Regions from separate parts of the Homo sapiens genome. Here region 2 is linked to region 1. Evidence: chromatin loops called from intact Hi-C (ENCODE). Cell type or tissue: endothelial cell of umbilical vein. All regions are shown on one strand. Links, peaks and the distances in the headings refer to the core of each region. The heading gives the core; the rest is flanking DNA.

Region 1 (5,388 bases), core at 66-5,065:
TATTATTTCATCCCCCGTTTCCCTTTCCTCCCTACCATAGCCTCACAGACATATGAAAATAAAACAAACCAAATGAAAAATTCAAACAAAACAATAGCTCCAGCTTACCAAACTATTTTCCCTTTATAGATAAACTTGAATGTATCTGACATTAATTTGGCATCAAAAACAACACCATCCAGAGAAGATAATTTTCTAATTTGTTTACAATTTCCTGCTTGGTCTCGGGCTCTATTTGACTGCACACTAGACATTTTTTCCTGGCCACATTACATTAATGCTCATTAACAAGAAACTATTTTTATCTCCTGTCATCTCTCTTCCTCCTCTTGTTATTCTTTTGTTTTACAAAGAAAAACTTGTTTTGAAATAAAATCAATTGAAAATGCTTGAGTTAAAGTTTAATTAAAGGCTCAGAGGAAGATAATTCTTTGTCTAGATGACTCACATTAGTGATTCCAAACTGAAAACGGTTTGAATAATTCTGGGGCTTTGCAGTTTTAAATCTGCTCCCTGTGTGGGTATGCTGGCTGGCTGGGAAGTCAAAACTCAAAAGGCCACGGACCACCTCAGTCCTTCCTGCTAGTGCGTGAATTTAATGGGTTATCACCTTAAGATGCATAAGTGTGGAAAACCAGCACAAGCAATCACTAAAAACAGAAACATGGTTAAATTTTGAGAAATACAATTATATTCCACCAGAATGTGTGAAGAACCAATTATATATAAAATCTTATACTAGGTGTTTCAAGGGTTACAGAGTTGTTTCTCGCTTCAGAGACACTTGGAACAATTGAATATAAAACACATATATGTAAACTGTATAGCAGATATTTTTCCAATCACTGATGAAGGTAGGTGGAGTATAAAAACAAAAGAACGTAGGCCTGGCACAGTGGCTCATGCCTGTAATCCCAGCACTTTAGGAGGCCGAGGTGGGTGGATCATGAGGTCACGCATTCAAGACCAGCCTGGCCAAGATGGTGAAACCCCATCTCTACTGAAAATACAAAAAAAATTAGCCAAGCGTGGTGGCAGGCACCTGTAATCCCAACTACTCGGGAGGCTGAGGCAGAGAATTGCTTGAACCCAGGAGGTGGAGGTTGCAGTAAGCCAAGATCATGCCGCTGCACTCCAGCCTGGACAACAGAGCAAGACTCCATCTCTAAATAAATAAATAAACAAACAAACAAACATAGACTGTAACCTCAAGGAGCCCTAACTTCCCAATGTGCAATGGGAGATATTATATACCTAAAAACTGCTCCTAATATATCCTCAGAGCCCTCTGAATTTTCCATTCATGGCATTTTTCAATTGGCATTTATATCTCCATATGTATATGTATATGCGAATATTGTCTATCTCTCCCATTAAAGTGTCAGGTCCCCAAGAGCAGAGTGAACATTTGTTTAGTTCACAATTACAGCTTCAGCACTTAGCACAGGGCCTGGCATTTAATAGCATTCAATAAAGATTTGCCATGTAAATTGATGAATGAGCAAATGAATGAATGAACTGAATTGCTAGGTTATAGTAAAGCTGCATTTTGGGGTGGAGTAGGTGAAATATTGGAGTGCAGCTTAGAATGAGTCACGGAGGACTAAGATGTCTCTAATTTGCTAACTGGACAGAGGTAACACCATTAAATGACTATAAGCACTATAAAGTAAGTGAATTCAATTTCTGTCCTTGAAAGAGATTGAGAATGGTCAAGTGGGGCATTTAGTTCCTCATATTATATAGGACATATGCTGATGAGAAGAGGCAGGGAGGATAATTGCAATCACTAGCAATCTGAAAAGAATCAATTATAAGACCATAATTTTTCAGGATTTAAAAGAAACAGAAGTAGCCCTGGGGCATAGGCTATTCCTGTGGTTGAAAGGCTTTCGGCAATCACAAACAGGTTTCGCTGTAGACGCCAGACATATGTCAGGAACAGCGAGAAGGAAGAAGAGAGGGAGGAGAGTTGAGAAGCATAAGGCAAGATTTTTACAACACATTTCCAAAAGAGGTGTCCTAACATCGGATAATCCAATTTAAATTCAATGCAATTTAAATCCGTGTCGCAGATGCCCCCTGCTGGCTGTGGGAAGGCGTGAGCATTAGCAAAGAACTGAGCAAAGAGCAGATTGGTTCCAGGCTGCTTCCTTCTGAAGAAACACTACGAGGTTTCTTTCCACGGACTAAAAAGAACATGTCTGGAATAGATACCCAGGAAAGAGAAACACAAGCTTCTAAAACACTCGCTAGCCGTCAATGTCCACAGCCGAGAGTAAGACATTTGCCGGATTAGAGACCAGAGGAGAGAGGAGCTCCTCTGAGTTCCGTGCAGCTGAGAACTAATCTGAGAGGTAGAACCCAGCAGAGACTGACAGAGGGAAGAGGGCCCAGAGGGTCCCTGCGCGGGCCTATCAAGAGGGAGAATGCATTTTGCTGAAAGCTGGAACAGCTTTCTTCCTGGCTGCTCATTTAAAACTTCATATCAGTGGAGTTTGCTCCTTGTAGGTGGCTCCGAGACAGGGTAATGGATGATCTTGAAAACCCTTAGCGGGAGTATAAGAATATGCTAGTGGAAAGTCGGCTCAGTTCTGGGGCTGAAATCCTCAACTTGCCAGGATCCTCAGCATGGCCCCTAAAATCAAGATGGACTCTTAACTGCAGAGAAAGGCAGTGCCGGGTGATTGTGGTGGAAAGAATCTATCATTTTGGCATCTACCATCTACCCTATTTCTGAATTTACCTACTTCAGTTTGAACTACAGAAAATTCACTCATTGCTTGTGCTTTAACAGCATATGAAAGAGAAGTTTAGTAATAGTGTGATATCATGTTAAAACATGTATTTATTTTCTTACTTGATTTATATAATTAATATATGATACATGATGGAAAATGACTCTATGGTTAGTTAATATGAAATACTCCTCGGGTGCTCCAAATGATAAAAAGGTGAAGAAAATGCTAAGGAATATATAGTAGTAGTAGTATTAATGTGTTATGATATGACTTCAGAAATGAAAGCTCTGTTTCTAAACACAAGTGAATCATTCCCTAGCAGTGTTTTAGGCTTTCACTCATATTAGTGATTAATTACATAATAAGCCCCTTCAAACTATAAGATGGCTGAAAAGATGGAACTGACAATGTCATTTGTGTCAAATATATTCACAGAAAGCACGTTTATCTATTATACCCTTTCAACTCTTGATATGTTCTAACGTTTCCCTTCAGCAGATTGTCTTAATAACAACTCTTTTCATTTTTATGTTCAAGCTGTTACCTCAGCTACCCCAGGTTAGCTCATTTTCAGTAAGGGACCATCACAAGTAACCTGCAGTAACAGACTAGGAAGTCTCCCAGGGTTCTTGTTTAAATAAGCTGACTTAATTTCTTAGGACCATGGTGGACAGAGAAAAGCCTGTGCAGGCCGGGTGCAGTGGCCCACGCCTGTAATCCCATCACTTTGGGAGGGCAAGGCGGGCAGATCACCTGAGGTTGGGAGTTCGACACCAGCCTGACCAACATGGTGAAACCCCGTCTCTACTAAAAATACAAAATTAGCCATGAGTGGTGGTGCATGCCTGCAATCCCAGCTACTCCAGAGGCTGAGGCAGGAGAATCCCTTGAACCCAGGAGGTGGAGGTTGTGGTGAGCTGAGATCACGCCATTGCACTCCAGTCTGGGCAACAAGAGTGAAACTCAGTCTCAAAAAAAAAAAAGAAAAGAAAAAAAGAAAAAGAAAACCCTGTGCAGCCTCTCCTTTTGTTCACTTATTTATTCAACAAATTAAAAGTATGTTTACTGAATGCCTACCACATGATGTACGCTATAATATGTTTTGATATTTTCAACGAAATAAAAAAGATAAGGTCCTCTCATTGAGTTTATGTTTAAATTGGGCAAGACAGATACAAAACAAGAAATGAAAAACAATGAAATAAAAAATTTTAGCTGGTTGTAATCACTACAATATGACATGATGTATGTCATAGTTAATTCAGCTACTTGACCTAATCAAGCATTCACATCTCAACAGTGGTCAGCAAACTCTTTAGAAAGACCATGCTCCAAAGGTGGCTGCTGTAGCTGCCTCAGCTATCCCTATAGAGATCGAAATCAGATGCTTTGCCAACTAGCAGGACGCGTGCTAGAAGTGAGTGTTTACACGTAGGCTTGTTCATTAGATAATGGGCTCTCCAGTCACAATAATATTCAAGTTATTTGGACTTGTGACACTATTGTGGAAACCCCCACCCATTCCATAGAAAGGTTTTGAAAATGTAATTCACTCTTAACCCTTAGAGATGGCACCTGTGGCTTGATTCCCACAAAGTCCTCTATCCAGACATTGATGCTAAGATTTCTTGTTGCCTGATATCAACTAAAAGATATTAGAATCCCAGCTTAGAATATTATTGTATCTGAGCAAACCCTTCATACAAGGTGTAGTCAGGGCAGAAAGAACTAGGACTTTATTGAGATTATAGAATAAGTCATACAAACATTTTACATGAGCTTGTTAATAAGTATTTGTCCAAAAAGTATGGCACAGTTGGATTTCATTATGCATAGGGTGGTCTTGCTTTCATAAACCTGGCCCTACTTGTTGGGCATCCTCTTCTTCAGTCACCTGGGGGAGAAACACACTTTATCTCCCAGATCCCTGATATATCCAAGTGTGGAGGACCACATGAGGTCACCAGACTTTCATTTAATCATACAATTCCTTAATCTAGGTGCAAGGACTCCACCCATGATCACGCAGTCACCCCTCTCCACGGCAAACACGCAGAAAACAAGTGATCTGTAGCAACTCTTAAAGATAATAATAATAGCTTAAATACATATTAATGTATCGGGTGTTAATGCATATATTCCTCCACATGTAATTTTTCCTCTTTAAAGACTGTTGCCAGGCATTTCATGCTTTCTTGCCTCTGAGGGAGTTGTGTTGTGACGTCAAAAGCAAATGATAATTGACAAGAGTATCCCATTTTGGTATTTGTTTTCCAAAACCCCAAAATCACTGAGATACGCCAGCTTGTTCCCAGAGAGAAGGAGTGAAAGACTACTGTGTTTGATGAGTGGCAAAGAAAGAAACAGAAAGCCTGAGCATGGTGGCTCATGCCTGTGATCCCAGCACTTTAGGAGGCCAAGGCGGGTGGATCACCTGAGGTCAGGAATTCAAGACCAGCCTAGACAACATGGTGAACACTCCCCGCCGTCTCTTCTAAAAATACAAAAAAATTAGCCAGGCGTGGTGGTACGTGCCTGTAGTCCCAGCTACTAGGGAAGCTGAGGCACAAGAATAGCTTGAACTTGGGAGATGGAGGTTGCAGTGAACTGAGATGGTGCCACTGCACTTGGGCCTAGAAAACAAAAG
Region 2 (5,388 bases), core at 91-5,090, 200 kb before region 1:
GTTCTCATCTAAGCCATCATGAGTAAGAAGCTGTGGGCCTTTTTTTCTGGTGGGATATCCTCTGTCTCTATGAGGCAGCAAGGGCTTGGCCATTACTGTGCCCATTTAATAATGAAGCTTGAGTCATAGATCAAAGAGGTCACCTGAGCGGTTAATCCATACTTCTAAACACTATATTACTATGCCTCCCAATTCACTCTAAGCGTACGTGAAGGTAGACTGATTCAGCCAACATCATTTTCTATGAATCTATTCTCTGTCATTTGGAGGAATCAATATTATTTTACTTTTGAAAAGATTTTTGTCCTTGAGAATCTTTAAGTGTTGAGATACAAACAGTTGAAGCACACAAAATAGTGAGTCCATCAATTTGCACCACAAACTGAAAGCATGAGCCAAGGAGTTAAGTATTAATTGGAAAGCCTTCTCGTAAGAGACAGAATTTAGGTCAGGTTTGACAAAAGATCATTGCAACTCATAAGCTATGTGACCTTGGGCAAGTTACCTAATTTCTCTGAACATCAAGTTCTTCATATAAAAATTCAAATATTAATATATTCTGATTAGGGTTATTATGAGGTTTAAATAAGATAATGTTCATAAAATACTTCATAAAGAGAAGATAATAAAAGCATATAAATGAACGACCAATACAACCAAATTAAATAAAAATCCAAAATCCAAAATAAAACTTTAGAAAATAACAAAAGTTAAATACATAAACAATTGATGGAAGCCATTATTATGAGCTTCGAACAAATTTATTTAAGTGCACAAGGTGGGTGGGAGTCTGCAGGCTGGGCAGTGTTTTGGAGATCAGTCCACAGACAGTAGGGCCCATACATTGGCTAAAGTTCAGAAGAGAGAAGAATGACAGGGAGGACAATCCGGTCAGGAAGATAACTCAGCCAGGACCTAAGAGCAAGGACCAAGGCAAAATATCAGTTCTAGGGACAGGACCGATATAGCAGGTGAGATGACAAGAAGATTGGGCAGGCCCAACACCCAAGGTCTGAAAGTCAGCTGCTGTGATTTAGTGGCAGATGGAGAGGGGTCAGGGCTGTTGCCATGCTGTTGGCCTCACACTGAATGGGCCAGGAGCTGAAGAAGAACAGCACCTCCTTGCTGGTGTGGAGATAAGGGGGCCCAGCTGAACCGAGAGGGTGGGGCCAGGAAGTGGGCCTGATAGGAAGACATTGCTGGCAGGAATGGCAAGAGCAGAGAGGTGTGCATCAATGAGTTAGTAGCAAGGAAGAACAAATCCATAGGCATGGTTGGAAAGGAGAATGTGTCCTAAGGTGGAGGAGTTTGGATTTTATCAAATTGGTCAAAGGAACAACAGTGTAGGAGTTGAACAAAGAAGAAGAGAGAGACAATGAAAAACGTGGCTTGATGAAAACTAGGTTATTGGCTGGGAGATAGAAGGATTACAAGTATAGAGACAATGAACAAAAAAAACAAAGGACTGCAACTGGGGAGATCAGGGAGGTTGTGATCAGTTCTAGATACTACTGTGAAAAGTAAAACATTTGGAACCCAGGCCAGAGTTGGAGCAGCACGGGTCTCTGAGAGTTAGTTCAAGACCCTTTCTTTGCTTGCTCAGGTACTTATTCCATTCAATTAATCTTGTGCAGAACAGAGGCTTCCAGAGAGTTCTCCTTTGGATCTACCAACAAAACAGAACTTTTGGTTTGCAGAACTAGGAAGAAAACATCATCACGAATGGAGGCTCCAGTGGCCTCTTTGTCCCTTTTAGAGTCTCTTACCTCCCAAAGAGCCCACATTCCTGCAGCTGAGGAGCAGAGACGTCTGAATGGAGTGTGAGCCCTTCAACCTCTTTCGAACAGCCAGGACTCTCTTAACTGGCATCTCCCTTTGGCAAGATGTTTGAAAATGCGGTGGGAGAGGAGAGAAAGTTTGGAAGGATGTTAATGAGAGAAAATGAGCTACCGAGAAGGGACCCTTTTCAGCAGAAGTTAGAGGGTGTAGAAGAATAATTGCAGAATATAAATATGCCTTAGAGTGTTAAGTAACAGGATTTTAGCCTCTCTCAAATCATAGGCATCTTCAGGCATTTCTGAGATGCTGTCAACACCCACTCATCACTATTTGTCTTTCCCGTGTTGTAGGGCAGTTGGAAAGTGATTTAATAATTATCTCTACTTCCTTACTAGATAGAAAAGTTTTATTGAAGCATAACATGAAATGTTAGATTCTCCACAAGGGTAACCTAATATAGTAGACAAGACAGAAAATTATGACTTGAGTTCTAATCTCACGTGGATCCTTTGTAAGTACTAGGACTATAGTCGCACGTATCCCTCTGGACTTTTGTTAAATCTATAAAATCATGTTGAAAGATTCCTCATAATTTCAACATTCTATAATTTTGAATTCTACAAAACTATAGAAGCAAAAACACAACGGGTCAATACTTTCAACTTAAAAATGGGTCCATTTGCCTTGTTTTTATGAAAAAAAAGTTTGGGACTCACTATAATTCAATTTTACCCATGGAATGAAAGGAATTGTGCTTATGTCTTTGTTTCTAACCTCTGGGTTATTATTTTCTTATGACTCATCAGACTAGTAAATGCACCAGAAAGATAAGATGATTTGATTTTTTTCCTATTTTGGATTTCTTGTCCTATATTCTTTTTAAAGATAGATGTATCTTGATTTGAGCTGATTCCAGACTACCACCAGGAATGTTGATTGAGTCTTAAAGGCAATGAATTTCAGTCTCAAAAAGGATGGATTCTAATTATTTCCAAACTGAGTCCCCTTTATTGTAGCTACTATGACTGGAGTTCAAGTTATTGGCCTTGTTGTTACCATGGTAATGATAGCTCACATTACTCAACCCAGAAGTAGGCAATTTCACCACATACTAAGTATGTTTTGGAGGTTAAAATACTCAAAAGAAAATGTGGCCTTTGAGACTGAGCTCTGGAAGATATATCTATTTTTCCTATATAATTTTCTACTTTAAATTAAAATATATTCAATCTATTGCCATGACTTCTTTCTCTAAGCAATACAAAGTAATTTATAGAAACTCAGTTTTGATTCTTACCTTTACTATAGAGAAGCTGTCTCTGTGAATTTCTTACATTCAAAAGGAAATATACTCTATTGGTTCAAGTGCTCACTACATGCAAAAACTCACATATAGTGCCTTAAGTGGATTATCTTATTATTAAATAAGATAATTTTGCAATAGACCCAGAAGATAGGTAATTTAAAAAATCATTTCCATATTACAAATAAAGGAGTTGAAGTACAGAGATTTTAATCAACTTGTCCAAGGTCACATAACTAGTAACTGGGGGTGTTGGGATTTGAACCCAGGAACTTTGTCACCACTGACCAGAGCCCATATACTTAACCACCTATAGCAATGCCTCTGGTTAAGGTCCAGCACCTGGCTGTCAATAGCTGGGATTCACCAAGAGCTCATACCTTTTGGCATCCTTTGGCCATGTGATACAGCATGGTAGTGACTTGGCAACAGAGTATATTTATTTATGGATTAATACTTCTTCTGAAAAAGACAAAGAGCCTAGTAATTTGTGTTTTGTGTATGAACTGTGGCTTTCCCTAATTAGAAAACTCTTATCATAAAAATTTTTCAAGACAGAAAATAGCTGGCTAGTGATCTTTATGCTATGTGTGTATGTTGCTTGAGGAGTTGGAGAACATGAAAAGAGAGAAGAGATGCTGAAGCTCTCCCCAGAGCCCAAATGCCCACCACATTTTGAGTAGCCTAAATTGTTCGTCTCTTCCCCATGTATTGAGCAGAAAGACAGGAGTTGGGAATGCTCCTGCAGGCACAGTGCTGGGCTTCAGGAGGCCTAAGTCCAATATCCAGCTCTGCAATAGTTGCATACATAACCGAAGATAAGTCACTGTACCTCTTTGAGCCTCAGCAAAATGGAGGATGGAATTGGCTGGTGTATAAGTACCTTTTTATCACTAACAATCTCATTTGTGCTTTTAAATGCCCTCTTCCTTATAGTAAAGATGATGATGATGATGAATCTTGAGTGAGAACAGGATTGAAACTCTGGGCCTCTTCACCAGTTTCATTCCTGGCCTCTCTCAAAATACCTCTCTGTCTGTCTGGTCAGGCACACATATTTGCCTGTTGATGATAGTGTGGGCCTAATTGTTTCTCAGAACTTCTATGAGACTGGAGAAAACAGTTCTAGTAAGAACAGCAGTGAATTGGAAGCAAAAATTTTGTCCCAACTTGTAACTTTGGGTAAGCCCCTTCCTTCAACAAGGCTGATTCCTCCTGACTGTACAATAAGGAGTTTGATCATATGCTATCATGAGCTCTTTAGAAGGTTATCTTATGATAAACATATCTGTATTAAAAGTCCATGGAGGTACAAGAGATGTGTCTTTGCAAAATTTCTCTCTAGAAGTGTTGAAAAGGCTGGCTCTGACATCTCAGTTAACTGTCCCACTATTTGGATGTGGGGTATCAATAATCAATTACCTAAGAGACATATTTCAGAATAAGATGCATAGTTAGTCATTCCAGCCCCCTCATCTCTTATGTGTCCAATTTCTTCAGACTACTCACTTTTCTTACTTCTAACTCTTTCTGACTTGTGTTTGCCTTCTACATTGCCACCAATCCTCTTGCCTTAAATATAAATCTGATCACATTGCTTCCATAATTAAAATTGCTCAGTGATTCACTGAGTGATTTATTGTCTATAGGGTGGGTTCAAACCTTTTAACAAGGCAGAATGGGTCCCTCACCATCCACATTTACTTAGCTGTATCTCTTGCCATTGCTACTCTCTGTTTCACACTGAAATCGTCATCATTCTTGGAAACCATTGCTATTTATCACCTCTCTATATGTGTTACCTACACTAATTTTCCCATCTGTAAAATGAGAATGCAAATACCCACATTCTTTATGATTATAAACTTAGTAGAGATATAATATGTTATTACTTTAAGAGGTATGCTTAGAATTCCTTTTAGAGAGTGAGAGCTCTCATCGTTTAAGAAGCAGCTTATAATGGATGTGGTTAGTGTGAAGGTGAGGTTTTTGGAAACACCTTGGATGGGCTAGAGTGAAACTAGGGAGCTAAACTGCCTTACTTAAAAGGCAATCTCAAAATTAAGGGAGAATTAAGAGGCATTAAAATTAAATGCAACATGTGGACTTTTGTAATTGTGAAAATTTGGAGAGCAATTGGATATTTCATGACGTTAAGAAATCACTTTATTTTTAGACGCGGTAATATTTTTTGATGTCCTTATCTTTTAGAGATACATACTATATTGGTCAGGGTTCCTGAGAAAGACAGAACCAGTAGGATATACGTATGTAGATAAATAGATATGTGAAAGGGGACTTATTAG

Evidence for each region. Peaks named below come from ENCODE experiments on the same cell type or tissue, not always from the same donor. Only the 100,000 strongest peaks of a DNase experiment are listed, where the experiment ranks them.
Region 2: it touches region 1 in a loop (3-fold over the local background); 3 of 110 quality-filtered maps call a loop at or near these places.

Annotation. Positions count from the first base shown.
Region 1 is chr1:163,172,910-163,178,297 of GRCh38, forward strand. All of the region lies in intron 1 of RGS5 (regulator of G protein signaling 5), which reads right to left. The region is part of intron 2 of RGS5-AS1 (RGS5 antisense RNA 1); the gene reads left to right. Among named protein-coding and RNA genes, the nearest start is that of RGS5-AS1, 14 kb to the left of the region's middle. RefSeq lists an enhancer at 4,697-4,866. In endothelial cell of umbilical vein, for the core only: a CTCF peak has its summit at 2,091 (motif pointing left); DNase peaks (open chromatin) are centred at 422 and 2,082; H3K27ac peaks cover 1,157 bases.
Region 2 is chr1:162,970,885-162,976,272 of GRCh38, forward strand. No RefSeq gene overlaps it. Among named protein-coding and RNA genes, the nearest start is that of RGS4, 96 kb to the right of the region's middle. In endothelial cell of umbilical vein, for the core only: no CTCF peak of the experiment used is centred there; a DNase peak (open chromatin) is centred at 2,727; H3K27ac peaks cover 1,460 bases.